2 separate regions of the Homo sapiens genome follow, and region 2 is linked to region 1. Evidence: chromatin loops called from intact Hi-C (ENCODE). Cell type or tissue: right lobe of liver. All regions are shown on one strand. Each heading gives the region's core, and the rest is flanking DNA. Links, peaks and the distances in the headings are about the cores only.

Region 1 (8,343 bases), core at 344-8,343:
AATTTCAAGGAAGGTTAGTGTATGCAATGTATGGTTATAATATATGCATAGAAAACTCTGCAAGAGGTGAGGTAATAGTGCTATTAATATAATTTTAAATTAAATATTAGTATCAACAGAAGGAAAGGAGGGAAAAAATAAGCAAACTACTGTCAATTCTGTCAATTTTTTTTTTTATTTTTTTGAGATGGAGTCTCGCTCTGTCACCCAGGCTGGAGTGCAATGGCACGATCTTGGCTCGCTGCAACCTCCGCCTCCCAGGTTCAAGTGATTCTCCTACCTCAGCCTCCTGAGTAGCTGGGACTATAGGTGTGCGCCACCATGCCCGGCTAATTTTTGTATTTTTATTAGAGACGGGGCTTCATCATATTGGTTAGGCTCGTCTTGAACTCCTGACCTTGTCATCCGCCTGCCTTGGCTTCCCAAAGTGCTGGGATTACAGGCATGAGCCACCGCACCCGGCCATAATTCTGTCAATTTTTAAGCAAGCCCCAAGTGAAGTTAACTGTATTGCATATAATATTTTATATAGTGTTACTGTGTCTTCATCTCTTAGATTTGGACTATGAAATCAAGTCCCATAATAGATGTTTCTTCATCACCTCTCCATTACAATCTTTTAAAAATTAGGAAAGATTACTTTCTAAATGTGAAATGTGGAATCTACCTTTGCCTAGTTCGCTTTGCTTGTGTTCCATGGTACTACTCAAACAAATCTAATTGCTTTGAAGTAATCATAAATTCTTTCATGGACCTCTTGTTCTGGAGCAGCTTTGTTGCAAGAATATAGTACATTTGGCTTGGCACAGTGGCTCACACCTGTAATTCCAGCACTTTGGGTGGCCAAAGAAGGAGGATTGCTTCAGACCAGGAGTTTGGGACCTGCCTGTGCAACATAGTGAGACCCCCATCTTTACAGAAAAATTTTTAAAAAATTAGCTGGGCATGCTGGCAAGCTGTTACATGATTAGGGAGTGCATAAAATCAAGTTAGTATGTATATTTAATAAAACAATATTGTGTTCCAAGTGCAGAACTAGGAAGCCATTTCTCATCAAGAAGAGTTAATAGTTTTATTTAGAAGAAAAAAATTACACATTAAGTATTTTGTCTTTAATAATTTTAGCTTTTATTTTAGGTTCAGGGAGTTCATGTACAGGTTACATGAGTATATTGTGTGATGCTGAGGTTTGGAGTACGATTGAACTGTCACCCAGTTGGTGAGCATAGTACCCAATAGTTTGAACCTTAAGTATTTATTTATTTTATTTATTTTTTGAGACGGAGTTTCACTCTGTCGCCCAGCCTGGAGTGCAGTGGCGCCATCTCCGTTCACTGCAACCTCCGCCTCCCGGGTTCAAGTGATTCTCCTGCCTCAGCCTCCCAAGTAGCTGGGATTACAGGTGCCCACCACCACGCCCAGCTACTTTTTGTATTTTTAGTATGGACGGGGTTTCACCATGTAGGCCAGGCTGGTCTGGAACTCCTGACCTCAGATGATCCACCCACCTCGGCCTCCCTGAGTGCTGGGATTACAGGCGTGAGCCACTGCACCTAGCTGACATTAAGTATTTTTTAATTTAAATTTATTTTTTGCATAAGTACTAAAGATTCACATGGTCAACATTGCAAGGCTGCAGAGTATATGGTGGAGCGTCTCCCTACCACCCTGATCTCTCAAATACCCTGTCACAGCCAGTATTTGAACTTTTATCCTCCTAGAGATACTGTGCATATATAAAAAAACGAATGTGTGTTTTGTTTTCTTGTATATTGTTTTGCCCACAAATAATAGCAAATGCGTTGTTCTGTACCTTAACAATGTAACAATGTATTTTAGATAACTTTATGTTTCTGTACATATAGAGCTTCCTCATTTTTTTTAAATGGCTACAAGTATTTACATTTACATGGTTTTGGTATACCATCATTTAACTAGTGTCCCATCATAATCAGGTTGTTTCAGCCTTTTACTGTTAAAAACAATGCAGTGAATAACTTTGTACATGTGTTGTTTTATTCATATCTGTAGGATAAAATAAAGTAGAATCATTAGAATCAAATGTGTGTGTTTTAATTTTGATTGATATTGCCGAACTGGCTCTCTGCCTTGTTTGGGTAGAGCTTTTTTCTTTGTTTTTAAGTGAGGTCTAATTTACAAACAACAAAACTGACCATTTTTAAAGTGTTCAATGTATTGGGAAGCTTATGCCAATTTACACTATAACCTGTAGTGTGTGACGATACTTTCGTTGCTTAGTCTCACAACACCCTGTTGATACTTTTTGGGTTTTTATATTTTTGCCAACACTAATATGTAAGAATGGTATTGGGATAATTTTTGGTTTGTTTACCTTTTGTTACATACTGCAAAACAGAACTCATAAGTGTACAGCTCAGTGAATTTATCACTGTCCAGATCAAGATACAGAACATGCTCAGCACCCAGAATGTCCCCTTTTATACCCTTCCTCACAAAAAACAACTGCTCTGACCTCTGTCACCAAACACCGTAGACTTTTGCCTCTTTTTGAACTTCTGTAAAATAAATCATGCAGAGCGTACTTTCTTGCCTTTTTTCTCTTTTAAAATTTTTTTGTAGAGTCAGGGTCTCACTATTTTGTGCAGGCTGGCCTCTTAACTCCTGGCCTCAAGCAATTCTTCCCCCTCAGCCTCCCAAAGTGCTGATATGACAGGTGTGGGCCACTGCACCCAACCTGTCTGATTTCTTTCATTCTGTATTATATATGAGATTCATCCATGATGCATGTATCTGTTGTTATTTTTCATTGCTGTGATTCAATTACTTGAATATACCATAATTTATCCTAGTGTTAATAGATATTTGGTTGATTTTATTTTTCATCTATTTTGAATAAAACTTCTGTAAACATTCTTGTAGATGTCTTTGGAGGTATTAAGCACTCGTTTCTTTTGGTTATACCTTATCTGGGCAGATTTTGTTTGTTTTAAGGTCTAATTTATAAACAATAAAATTCACCATTTTTTAGTTACAACTTGATAGGAAACCCATGAGTCTAACATTTCTGCGTTTCTTATCAGCAAAAACCCTGATGGCTGCCTTTTTTCTGAACTTTGTTTTGAGACGGAGTCTCGCTCTGTCACCTAGGCTGGAGTGCAGTGGTGTGACCTCGGCTCACTGCAGCCTCCGCCTCCCAGGTTCAAGCAGTTCTCTGCCTCAGCCTCCTGAGTAGCTGGGATTACAGGCGGCCGCCACCACGCCTGGCTAATTTTTGTATTTTTATTAGGGACAGGGTTTCACCATGTTGGTCAGGCTGGTCTTGAACTCCTGACCTCATGATTCACTCGCCTCAGCCTCCCAAAGTGCTGGGATTATAGGCGTGAGCCACCATGCCCAGCCAACTTACCTTTTAAAGAATGTTGGAAGGTAGACTCTCAGAGCCGTGGAGCAAAGGACAGGCTTACTTACAGTCTTCAAAGATACAGATAATGTCTCCCTCTAGAGTAAATGGCAGACATGCTTCCTGCATATTTTTCAAGTTTAGGGTTACTTAAGATCTGTCTTTCTTTCCTGTGAAGCAGCCTGTTCAGGTGTCATCTGACTTCACAATGCCCTGTGACAGTTGGGACTCAAGCAGCTGGCGCAAGAAAATGCTGATACTCTGACTACTGTTATGAGTAATACAGTCCTTTGCTTCTGACGCAAAAATGTCATGCCTTTTGCCAGTATCCATGACACTGTGGTAGGCTGACTTGTTAGCTTGAAAGTAAGGTAAAATCTCAGTGCCTTTGAAACAGTTGACACAGAATTCAGTGAATTTTGACAAATGTAGTCTTTTTTTTTTTTTAAATAGAATTTCGCTTTGTTGCCCAGGCTGGAGTGCAGTGGTGCCATCTCAGCTCACTGCAGCCCCTGCCTTCCGGGTTCAAACAGCTCTCCTGCCTCAAGCCTCATGAGTAGCTGGGACTGCAGGCATACACCACCACACCTGGCGTGTGTGTGTGTGTGTGTGTCTGTGTGTGTCGGGGTCTCGCTCTGTTGCCCATGCTGGAGTCCAGTGGCATGATCTGGGCTTACTGCAACCTCTGTTTCACGGGTTCAAACAGTTCTCCTGCCTCAGCCTCCCGAGTAGCTGGCATCACAGACACCCGCCACCACGCCAAGCTACTTTTTGTATTTTTAATAGAGATGGGGTTTCACCATGTTGGCCAGGCTCGTCTCGAACTCCTGACCTCAAGTGATCTGCCCACCTCGGCCTCCCAAAGTGCTGGGATTACAGGCGTGAGCCATCGCGTCCTGCCAAATGTATAGAGTCTTATAGTCACCACCACAATCAAGTCATAGAGTATTTTTATCACCCCAGATTTCCTTTATGCCCTTTTACGTGTGCCTTCTCTACCTCAGCCCTAGGCAACCCTGGATCTGCTTTCTGTCACCTTAGTTTTGCCGTATCAAGAATTTCTGAGGCACATGCCTGTAATCCCAGTGCTTTGGGAGGCTGAGGCAGGAGGATTGCTCGAGCCCAGGAGTTTGAGACAGCCTGGGCAACATAGTGAGACCCCCATCTCTTAAAAAAAAAAAGAATTTCCTGTAAATAGAGTTATACAATGTATAACCTGTTGTGTCTGGCTTCGTTTATTCAGTGTAATGCTTTTGAGATTCATTCATACTACTGCATGTATCACCAGTTCATACTCTTTTTTTTTTGTTTGCTGAGTAGTATTCTATTATATGTCTCTACCATTGTTTGAATGTATGTTTATACATTCAGCAGTTGGTGGACATTTGGATTGTTTCCAGTTTGGGACTTATGAATGAAGCTGCTGTGAACATTTGAGTATAAGTCTTATTGTGGGCATATGTTTTTATTTTGGGGAGTACGCTCTTTGGAGTGGAAATACCAAGTCTTATGGTGTGCTTTTAACTTGGTAACGAACTATCAAATTGTTTACCAGAGTGTCTGTATCATTTTGCGTTCCTATCTGAGTAGTTCTAATTTATATCTCTCATTTTGAGTGAGGTTGAAAGTATCTTTTCACATGCTTGATTTACTTGTATTTCCTTTTCTATAAACTATTCAAATATGTTTGCCTGTTCTATTAGGTGTTAGAATTTTTTAGTGATTTGTAGGCATTCTTTATATATCGGGAAAATTTTTGGCCATGCTATGAATTACAAACATTTTTTTCCATTTGTCAGGTATCTTTTAAGGATACATATTATGGTGAGTTTTGCCATGTAGAAATTTGTCAGTCTGAAGTTCTTAATCTCACAGTTATTTACTAATATAAGACTTCACATAAGAAAGAAACAAGATATCTCTTTTAATTAACCTTAAAGTATAAATTATGTTTTCTAGCAGTGTTTTCCATAGCCATAACTTCAGTGGGAATAAAGAAAAATAATGTGAAGACTTAAGTTTTCTACATTCTCATAAGAATTTTACCACCTTTTAGAAACACAGCTACAGCATGGAAACAAGATTGTGTCTTAAATTATGTGTATATAAGAGAAAAAATATTAAAAGTAATATTACATGTGTCTGTTGCAGAAATATCCGCGCAAGATGTTGACGTTGCAGACTTGGCTAGTGCAAGCCTTGTTTATTTTCCTCACCACTGAATCTACAGGTAAGGTTCATGAAATACCCTATCTTCTAACTTCACAAATTAGGTTTATATATTTTTATATTATTATATAATTAAGCTTATGTTTAATTATTATGTTCATATATTCTTTCTAGGATAATCGAGAGAATAATATCTTAAATTGATTTTAATAAAAATATTCTTGATAATCTGTTTTTGTATAATTTGAGTTGTAACAGTCATCTTACATGCTAAGTCAGTAATTTAAGTCAGTAATCTTAAATGCTGTATATCAATACTAACAATAACTTTAAAATGGGGAAGGAAAGAAGTGTGTGGGTTTTTTTTTTTTTCTTCAGTAAATGAATAGGAGAAAATTTGTTAAATCTTGTTAAATTTTACGTCATTCATACTACATGCTCTTCAGGTATTGAAGGGCTGCTTTCCTGTGTCTGTAAGTCCTTGTCCCCAAATTACAGTTACCCAGATATCTAATCATTCTATAGGATCTGGTTTTTAACCCTGTGCATGCTGATTACCCTACTGATTCTTCTCTTAGTTGCCTGTATTACATTTAAAATAGAATACTGGCTGGACATGGTGGCTCACACCTGTAATCCCAGAACCTTGGGAGGCATAGGCAGGAAAATAACTTGAGTCCAGGAATTCAGTCTGGGCAACAAAGCAAGGCCCCATCTCTACAATTTTTTTTTTTAATTAGCCAAGTATTAGTCCATTCTCACACTGCTATAAAGAAATACCTGAGACTGGGTAATTTATAAAGAAAAGGTTTAATTGATTCACAGTTCTGTAGGCTGTGCGGAAGCATGGTGGCATCTGCTTCTGGGGAGGCTTTGGGAAGTTTCCAGTCATGGCAGAAGACAAAGGGGGAGTGAGGCATCTCACATAGCGAGAACAGGAGGAAGAGAGAGAGAAAGGGAAGGTGCTACAAACTTTTAAATGACCAGAGCTCACAATAACTCATTCCTCATCCACCATCTCGAGGCAGTACCAAGTGAGAAATCCACCCCTATGATTTAATCACCTCTCCACCAGGCCCCACCTCCAACACTGGGGATTATGATACGACATGAGATTTGGGTGGGGACACAGATTCAAACCATATCATGCCTCTAGTCCCAACTACTCAGGAGGCTGAGCCAGGAGAATCATGAGCCCTGGACCTCGAGGTCACAGTGAGCCATGGTCACGCCATTGCACTCTATCCTGGGTAACAGAGCAAGACCCTGTCTCGTAAAAATATTTATGTGTACGTGTGTGTGTGTGTGTGTGTGTGTGTATGTGTGTGTGTGTGTGTGTATGAATAATACTATCCCAGCTGTCCCCCTTACTAGCTGTAGGACCTTGGTCAGTCATTTTCTGTACCTCAATTTCCTGATCTATGAAATGGTGATAATAAAGGCCACTACCTCCTAGGGTTATTAGTGAGGATTAAAGAAGTTAATATAGAGGCCAGGCATGGTGGCTCATGCCAGTAATCCAAGCACTTTGGGAGGCCGAGATGGGTGGATCATTTGAGGTTAGGAGTTCAAGACTAGCCTGGCCAACATGGTAAAACCCCGTATCTACTAAAAATACAAAAATTAGCCAGGCGGTAGTGCCGCACGCCTGTAATCCCCACTACTCAGGAGGCTGAGGCAGGAGAATCGCTTGAGCCTGGGAGGCGGAGGTTGCAGTGAGCCAAGATTGCACCACTGCACTCCAGTCTGGGTGACAGAGTGAAACCCTGTTTCCAAAAAAAAAAATCTGAGCTTGGTAGCACATGCCTGAAAGTCTCAGCTACTTGGGAGGCTGAGGTGGGAGAGTCACTTGAACCCGGGAGGCAAAGGTTGCGGTGTGTGGAGATTGTGCCACTGCACTCCAGCCTAGGGTGGCAGACTGAGACCCTATCTCAAAAAACAACCAAAAATAAGTTAATATAGAGGAAATATTTGGACAGTGTTTGGCCTACAGTAAGCATTATAAAAATGATAGTTACTGCATATTTATTATAAAGGTTATTGTTGTCTTTGAATAAAAGTTTCTTTATGAAAAAAATAAACGTAATATACCAAAACCAATCTGACTACAGTGGCACTCATACTTACTTTGATCTGAACATCATTTTTATAAAGTTACGTAACTATGTGGTAGCTGAGATATACCCTTGTTTCATGTTGAGCTAGTGATCAGTGAAAATTCTCAGGTGGTTTTTACATGAGTTACTCTTAAACTAGTTCTCCCTCACCCAATGTATATTTCTTATTACCTAAATAGGATATATTTCCTCTGTTGCTAATTTCATTTTATCAGTTTTAGCCTGGTGTTCTACTCTTTCAGCATAATTTTAAATCCCAACATTTTCATCCGAAGTGTTGGCAGTTGTTTGTAGTCCTGTCCTCTGCTAATTTGATAAGCATGTGTGTCTGTCTTTTCCCAAGTTGTTGATTAAAATGTTGAAAATAACAGGACTGCATTAGCTACCTGTTGCTGCCTCACAAATACTCCAAATCTTCAAGGCTTAAAATGATAATAATACCTCTCATGATTTGTATAGGACAAGACTATAGATAGGCAGGCACAATCAGACGTATTCATCTTTGCTGTACAATGTCTGGGGCCTCAGCTGCAATATTCAGACTGGGGGCTGGAGTCATCTTCAGACTCCTTCGCTTATATGTCTGTTGTTAATGGTATCTGCAGGCTGAGGGCTTTGCTGGGGCCATTGTCCAAAACACCATACGTGGCCTCTTTTTATGGCCCTGGCTTTCTT
Region 2 (8,343 bases), core at 176-8,175, 210 kb before region 1:
TTAGTCACCCATAATTAACAATGGGTAAATTTGGGAACAAATATTATCAAATACATGTTTACAGAATGCTGTGAATACTTTGAGTAAATTAATATTAATAGTGGAGAATGGTATTCAAGGGTGGCTAAACATATTTAGAAAAGAGACAACAGAGATTCAGTAAAGGATTACTAATTAGAATCAAATATATAATATAGTCAAGGCCCATGATAATTTTAAAGTGCGGTTTTATTAAGGAACTTCAGGATAAGTGCCAGTCTTATTTTAGCTTCTTCTGGAAGAAATACTGCCAATTATAAATAATCACAGCAAAATTTCCATTAGACAAAAACTATATGTGTTGGGGGGGTTGGATCATTTATATCATCCTGCAAATATAAACTCAACTCTTGAGCTGTATTAACAACACTGAGCAACAATATTTCTTTATAAAATTTTCTTTTTTTTTTTTTTTTTGAGATGGAGTCTCACTCTGTCACCCAGGCTGGAGTGCAATGGTGCGATCTCGGCTCACTGCAAGCTCCGCCTCCCCAGTTCAAGCAGTTCTCCTGCCTCAGCCTGCCAAGTAGCTGGGACTACAGGTGCGCGCCACCACGCCCAGCTAATTTTTGTATTTTTAGTGGAGATGAGGTTTCACCATGTTGGCCAGGGTGGTCTCAATCTCCTGACCTCGTGATCCACCTGCTTTGGCCTCCCAAAGTGCTGGGATTACAGGAGTGAGCCACTGCACCCAGCCCTAAAATTTTCTTTAAGGCAGATCTGTTTATTACTAATATGGTGCAGTGTAGTTTTAGCAAATTCAATTGTTTTAGTTTCTCAGTGACAATAATACAGATGGTCAAAAATAGACAACAAAATCTCTTTTCTAGTTCCTCTACTTGGCCACCATTTTAAAAACACAAGTTCTTCTTATATATATAGATATATTTTTATATGACTGTATCAAAACACATTTTAACAGACTTCACAGCTCATTTAAAGCTTCAGTTTATAGTCATTCAAGTGAAAGATTTCTATATGGAATGTTCACTTAGAATTCCTCACTGGGATTCCAGTGCTCTATGTCAGAAATGCAGAAGTCCTTCTTCAGGGCAATGCTAGACATTTTACCTTTGTTCATTCATGATTTTCTTTCAAGGGTTTCCTGACTTCACTTTTGTGCCTTCATTTTTGTTTGCTTGACTAATTTCCTTTAGTATATTTTCAGGTAAGGTAGCTTGATATCTGTATAAATAACCATATGGATGAAGATGATAAACGAGGTATTCTAACACATACACAGTTGTAAAATCAACATAGTGAAAAGAAACTGCAAGATCGGAACAGCAACCAGGACCCTCTACAGGAGGATAATAGTTGTAATTCCAGTACCAAAAGGTTCTAGGTAGATAACCTTTATTAAATGGTGTTCTGAAACAAAGGGATGAAAAGTTTCTTTTCCAGTGGGATCTCTGGAATCTCCTGCTTCTACATTTATAATTTCCATGCATCTCCCCAGTGCTAAGTCTTCAGTGGAGGAACTATGTGACACTTGTCTGTTTTAAATGCATCAAGAAATCTTTTCAAGGCTTTCTTTGCTTAGTAAATATCCTGCTCCTCCACTCATACAGCCCTGTTTTACAAAGGGCTTAAATCTTCTCCTAAAATAAATGTGTTCTTTAGAATCATATTTTGAAAGAAGCCATCTCAAATTATCTAGTATGAAATATGTGTCATCATCTGCTTTCAAAAACCAATCAGCATCTTCTAAATGATGTTCATGAACATACTGAAAAGGTTTAATTGTTTTCCAGTATAGCTCATCTCTGCCTGCTTTGGTTTTCAATCCCACAGCACGGAAGTCTTTATTTTCTTCTGAACTCATAAAAAATACTTTTAGACAACGCTGGGCCCATGTAGCTTTGACATGTTTGGCCTTTTTCTGTAGGTTTTGAGAGCCTGTCATAACCCAGCAAAGAATTTTAACTTGCTAATAGAGGTTTTCAGCGATGTCTGTGTTCTCATCTTTACGTTGGCTAGAATCTGCATTGAAGTTCATTTGTCCTCCTAGATGATTCTGTCCATTATCATCTGAATGCCTCGCATGAGGATCATTATGAAGAACATTAGTCTGGGTGTCACCCTCTTCTCCCAACAAAATACTAAGTAGCTGAGAAAATAAAATAAACCCTATTGCCGATCCATAGAGGAAGGTTAAAAAATTCAGCCAGGATTTAGAGGCCATCTCGGAAAGTGTATTTCTGTCATCGGCCGTGGCTCCCTCTTGCCCCTCCTGGGGGGCAGAGAGGGCGACGACATGGGACCGGCGACTTTTGCTTCTCTGGGCACCCGCAGAAGTGGCTCCTGGCCGCTAGCCGAGGCCGCCAACTGCCGCCCAGATCAGTCTCCGGCAGCAGCGGCAGAGTTTTAAATAAAATATAATCTGCGTGTCTTCACATGCTTCTTTCTTCCTATTTCTTCATGTTTCTTCCATTTTCTACCCTCAGAGTCTCTCACCCTGTGTGTATTCTGGAATCTCTCTTTATGCACCCGTACAGAAGTCTATCTGTTTAAAGCAGTGAGAGAGGCAAGACCATTCAAAACATGCTCCTCATGTAAGCAGTGTGGAAAGAAACATAGATGACAAATAGATGAGAAAGAGAGAGAGAGAGAGAGGAGCAATAGGAAGGAGACAAGGAAGGACTGAGGTATTGTTTGTTTATGTAGATCTTTTAGACATCTTAATAAGTGGGTTTCTGATTGTCAGTAGAAAAAAACTTTCCTGCTCTCATTTTAGATTCCATTAGGACCATCAGTCATACTTTTCTTTGTACTTGTTATTTCTACATCATGCTTCCTCATTTCTATAGAAATTCTCTGTACAGTTTCTAAGTTTGTGCCCAATTATTTGCATTGACCGCAACTTAGATTGGCTCTTTCTAAATAACTTCTAGGGAAGCTCCTTCATTTCCTATTTCCTTGTTGTGCTGTGGTTTAGTGTACATCGCAGGGCCAGAAGGAATTCTGAAGTACATGCTATTCTGCTTCACACGTCTTCCTTTTCCCCCTACACTGTGCTTCACTTTATGTCTAAATTCCTTCTAAACAGGTTTGGTGGTCATCTAGCCAAGAGAGGTCATCTTCAGTGACAGGAAGCTCACTACTTCTTGAGGTGACTCGGTCCATTTTTATAAGCTCTAATAATAATTAGAATACCTGTCTCTCTGTCACTCTCACCCACTGCTATTTCTAACTACTGGAGTCTCACACAGCAATTTAACCATAAAATTGTTTGCATAAAAGCCCTTCGAAAAACAACTCTATTTACAATAGTATGAGAAAGAATAAAATACTTAGGAATAACCAAGGAGGTAAAAGACTGGTACACTGAAAACTACAAAGCATTGCTGAAAGAAATTAAAGAAAACACCAGTAAATGGAAAGACATTTTATGTTCCATGAATTAGAAAACTTAATATTATTAAGATGCCAGTACTACACAAAGCAATCTACAGATTCAATATAATCTCTGTCAAAATCCCAATGATGTTTTCTACAGAAATAGAAAAATCATCCTAATATACATATTGAATTTCAGGAGACCCCAAAATAGCCAAAACAATCTTCAAAAAGAACAGTTGGAGGTTTCACACTTCCTGATTTCAAAACTTACTACAAAGCTACAGTAATGAAAACAGTGTGGTACTGGCATACAGACAGACATATAGATCAGTAGAATAGAACTGAAAGTCCAGAAATAATCCCATACATTTATGGTCAACTGATTTTCCACAAGAGTGCCAAGACCATTCAATAGGGAAAGAATAGTTGCTATGACTTGAATGTTCCCACTGAAAGTTGTGTTGAAATTTAACTGTCATTGTACCAGTATTAAGAGGTAGGCTTTTTAGAGGTGATTGGAGCACGAGGGCTCTGCTCTGATGAATTGATTAATACTGTTATATTAGGAGTGAGTTAGATATCTTCTGGCATGGGTGCCTGATAGAAACAATGAGTTTGGCCTGATTTCCTCTTCTGTCTCAGATGCTCGCTTCTGCCTTTCACCCTTCTGCCATGAGATCATCCTCACCACATGTTGGCATCATGCCCTTGGACTTCCTGGCCTCAAGAACCATGAGCCAAATAAGTTTATTTATAAATTACCCAGTCTATAGTATTGTGTTATAGCAGCAGGAAACAGACTAAGACAATAGTATTTTCAATGAATGATGTTGGAAAAACAGGATAGCCATGTGGAAAAAAATGTATTTGGACCCTTACTTTACACCATATATAAAAGTTAACTCAAAATGGATCAAAGACCCAAACATAAGACCTAAAACTGTAAAACTCATAGAAAAAAGCCTAGGGAAAAGCTTCATGACACTGGATTTGGCAATGATTTCTTGGCTATGACATCAAATGCACAGACAACAGAAGAAAAAATCAACAAATTAGACTACATCAAAATTAAAAGCTTTGTCATCAAAGGACACTATCAACAGAATGAAAAGGCAACCCACAGAATGAGAGAAAATATTTGCAAATCATATACCTGATAAAGGTTTAATATTCAGAATATATAAAGAACTCCTACAACCCAGCAACAAAAAGCCAAACAACTCAATTAAAAATGGGCAAAGGATTTGAATAGACATTTCTTGAAAGATATGCCTATAGCCAATAAGCACTTGGAAAAATGCTCACTGTCACTAATATTAGAGAAATGCAAATCAAAACCACAATGAAATACCACTTCACCATCATTAGGATGGCTATTATTTTTTTTAAAACCCAAACAACAAATAATAAGTGTTAGCAAGGATATGGGGAAATTGAAACTCTTGTGCACTTTGGTGGAAATACAAAATGGTGCAGCCGTTTGGAAGACAGTATGGTGGTTCCTTCAAAAATTAAAAATGGAATTATCACATGATCTAGCAATTCCACTTCTGAGTATATACCCAAAAGAATTAAAAGCAGGAATGCAAAAAGATTTGTAGACCCATGTTCACAGCAGCATTATTCACAATAGCCAAAAGATGGGAACAACGCAAGTGTCCACTGACAGGTAATGAATAAACAAAATGTGATGCATACATACAATTAAATATTATTAAATCTTAAAAAGGGAGATAATTCTGACACATTCTACAACATGGATGAACCTTGAGGACATTATGCTAAGTGAAATAAGCCAGTCACGAAAGGACAACGGTTATTGATTCCACATACATGAGGTGCCTTTAGTAGTCAAATTCATAGACAGAAAGCAGAATGGTGGTTTCCAGGGACTGGGGATGGGAAAGAATGGGAAGTTACAGTTTAATGAGTACAGAGATTTGGAAGATGAAAAGATGAGTTTTAGTGATGGTTACACAACAGTGTGAATGGACATAATGCAATTGAACTGTAAGTACACTTAAATGGTTAAAATTTTAAATTTTATGTATCTTTTACCACATTTTTTTTTTTTTTTTTTGAGACAGAGTCTCGCTCTGTTGCCCAGGCTGGAGTGCAGTGGCGCGATGTTGGCTCACTGCAAGCTCCGCCTCCCGGATTCACACCATTCTCCTGCCTCAGCCTCCTGCACAATTTTTTTAATTAAAAAAACTCTTTAACTATCTGAAGGCTACTATCATGACCCCTGGAATAATCTTCAGAGTAGACACATTTATCTCCTTCAACCATTCTTCACGTGACATGATTAAAGTCCATTCATACCTCCAGTCACTCACCTCTGAATGTTCTCCAGCCACTATACCCCTGTTTAATTGAGACCATAGACCTCAATATGACACTGACCAGTTAAGAATGGAAAAGGCCTATCACTGCCCTCAATATGGCTACTAGATTTGGTAATTCAGCCAGACTTCCTACTAATTTATTACAACGCTGTTTATTTCTATAGAGCTAATTTTCCAGCTAAAACTCCAAGTTCTTTTTTAAAACGTTTTATCAGTCAGAACTTTTTCAGTGATTAAAAAGAAAATCCAAACGAATACACAAAATCTATGTAAATTGACTTAAGCTGGAGGCATCACATTACTTGACTTCAAATTATACTACAAGGCTATAGTAACCAAAATAGCATGATACTGGCATAAAAACAGCCACGTAGACCAATGGAACAGAATTGAGATTCCAGAAACAAGTTCACACATTTACAGTCAACTCATTTTTAACAAAGGCACCAAGACATACATTTGGGAAAGGACAGTCTCGTCAATAAAAGGTGCTGGAAGACTGGATATCTATATGCAGAAGAATAAAACTAGACCCCTATCTCTCACCATATACAAAAGTCAAATCAAAATGGATTAAAGATTTAAATGTAAGACATGAAACTACCAGAAAACATTGGGGAAATGCTTCGGGAGATTGACCTAGGCTAAGATTTCTTTTTTCTTTTTCTTTTTTTTTGGTTGTAGGGGGGTGGCGGGGTTGCGGGGGCAGGGCAGAGAAAATATCTCCACCTTTCTCTGGTAAGAGAAAGATGTCACCAGGTGGCTTCCAGGTTCATGGGTGGTAGAATAAAGCAACAGTATTGTTCTCGACAACCCCAGTCAACATATCAAACGTATCATTGCTTTTCGTGGGCTCTAATTGGGTCACATCCCTGAATCCATCTCCATGGCCAGGATAATGCTAGTGCTGAGTGGCTTAGTTCTAAGCCACATGTTCTGCCCCTGACCAGGGATATAGCCAATTCCACTGAATCAGCCTGTGGGCTAGAAGAGGAGAGGAAGTAGTCCCTAGAGAATAATCAGGTTTACCTTATCAACAGGGAGAGGGGAAGTTGAGTGCAAAAACTACATACTTAACCACCCTTCAATCAGTTCAACTGGATATTTTGTGGACCAAGATATTGTTACCGGGGGTCCTTGTTCTTAGAGCTCCGAAGATGGTGGCGGGGGGCTTCCAAGATGGTAGCCAGCCTCGTGTTATCTGACCTGGGGTTCTTGGCCTCACGTATTCCAAGAAATGGAATCTTGGGCCATGCAGTGAGTGTTATAGCTCTATTAGAAGCCGTGGGTCACGGAAGAGAACCTAGAACCCAGTGACTAGCGTTCAGCTCGATTAGGATGAACCCAGGCAGTTAGCCGTGCAGGAACAATGGCAAGCCTTTAGCCCGATTGGGAGCAGCAATGGGTGCCTCGCTGGATCAGGAGCACAGCGGTCACCCTGCTGGATCCAGAGGGATAGAAGTCAGCGGCGGGTCTGCGACAGCAGCAAACAGCAGTGGTGGACAGTGAGCGAAAGCTCAGCTCAAGCCGTAACAAACACGGACCAGAAGAGTGTGCAGTTGCAAGATTTAATAGAGTGAAAACAGAGCTCCCATACAAAGGGAGGTGACCCAGAGAGGGTAGCCGTTGCCAGCTCGAATGCCTGGGTTTAAATCCCGGTCATTGTCCCTCCCGCTGTGCTCTCAGACAATAGATGATTGGCTATTTCTTTACCTCCTGTTTTTGCCTAATGAGCGTTTTAGTGAGCTCTCTTTACTACCTGATTGGTCGGGTGTGAGCTAAGTTGCAAGCCCTGTGTTTAAAGGTGGATGCAGTCACCTTCCCAGCTAGGCTTAGGGATTCTTAGTCAGCCTAGGACATCCAGCTGGTCCTGTCTTTCAATATGTTACTCTACCTTTAGCTCTATTAAATACTATCTAATTAGATTTCTGGCAAGATATTTTGGGGATCATAATTCTATCAGGCAATGCATTCATTGTTTCTCTCAGCTGTATGTGGTCCACAGTGTGATGAATGTGCCTTGCATATTTTATTGCACTCAGTGATGAACGGATTGTGAATACATTTATGTCTGTTATATAGGCACATTATATAACATATGAACAGGCTGTTAAACACAGAGCTCCTCAGCCCACCACCAGGATCTTCCTCCTGAAGTGATACCACCAGCATCTTTGGATGTGGTCACACAACCAGATACCAGCTCCATCTTTGTCCTGTTTCTGGGCCCTATTTCTTGTGCCCAAATATACTGTGAGAAATCTTAACAAAATGTCTAGAGTCCTAGGAAGGTTCCTAATGGGGACTAATGTTCTGTGCAATGTATGGACTTTTTGTCTAATCATCATCAACAAGAGACTATTTTCTCTACATGTCCCAGATTTCTAATGCTTTCTAAACGCACCAAAAAAAAATTTTTTAAGTAGCAGTAGTCACAGCAAATATATACACTATTATATGCCAGGCCTTGTTCTAAAAGCACACAGAATTAAATATTAATTCATTTTTTTCCTCACAACAAACTTATAAGAGAGGTAGGTAGTTATCCTAATTATCATCATTATTACCTTCATTTTAAAGACAAAGAAACTGGCCAGGAACAGTGGCTTACGCCTAT

The links. Peaks named below come from ENCODE experiments on the same cell type or tissue, not always from the same donor. Only the 100,000 strongest peaks of a DNase experiment are listed, where the experiment ranks them.
Region 2: it touches region 1 in a loop (2.3-fold over the local background); 7 of 110 quality-filtered maps call a loop at or near these places.

The regions. Positions count from the first base shown.
Region 1 is chr5:55,973,484-55,981,826 of GRCh38, reverse strand. It overlaps IL6ST (interleukin 6 cytokine family signal transducer), which reads left to right. Exons shown (of 17, transcript NM_002184.4): 3 at 5,534-5,612. The coding sequence starts at 5,549. Among named protein-coding and RNA genes, the nearest start is that of IL6ST, 17 kb to the left of the region's middle. In right lobe of liver, for the core only: a CTCF peak has its summit at 3,496; a DNase peak (open chromatin) is centred at 3,621; H3K27ac peaks cover 2,060 bases.
Region 2 is chr5:56,186,429-56,194,771 of GRCh38, reverse strand. All of the region lies in intron 2 of ANKRD55 (ankyrin repeat domain 55), which reads left to right. It also overlaps the pseudogene C1GALT1P2. Among named protein-coding and RNA genes, the nearest start is that of ANKRD55, 43 kb to the left of the region's middle. In right lobe of liver, for the core only: no CTCF peak of the experiment used is centred there; a DNase peak (open chromatin) is centred at 4,061.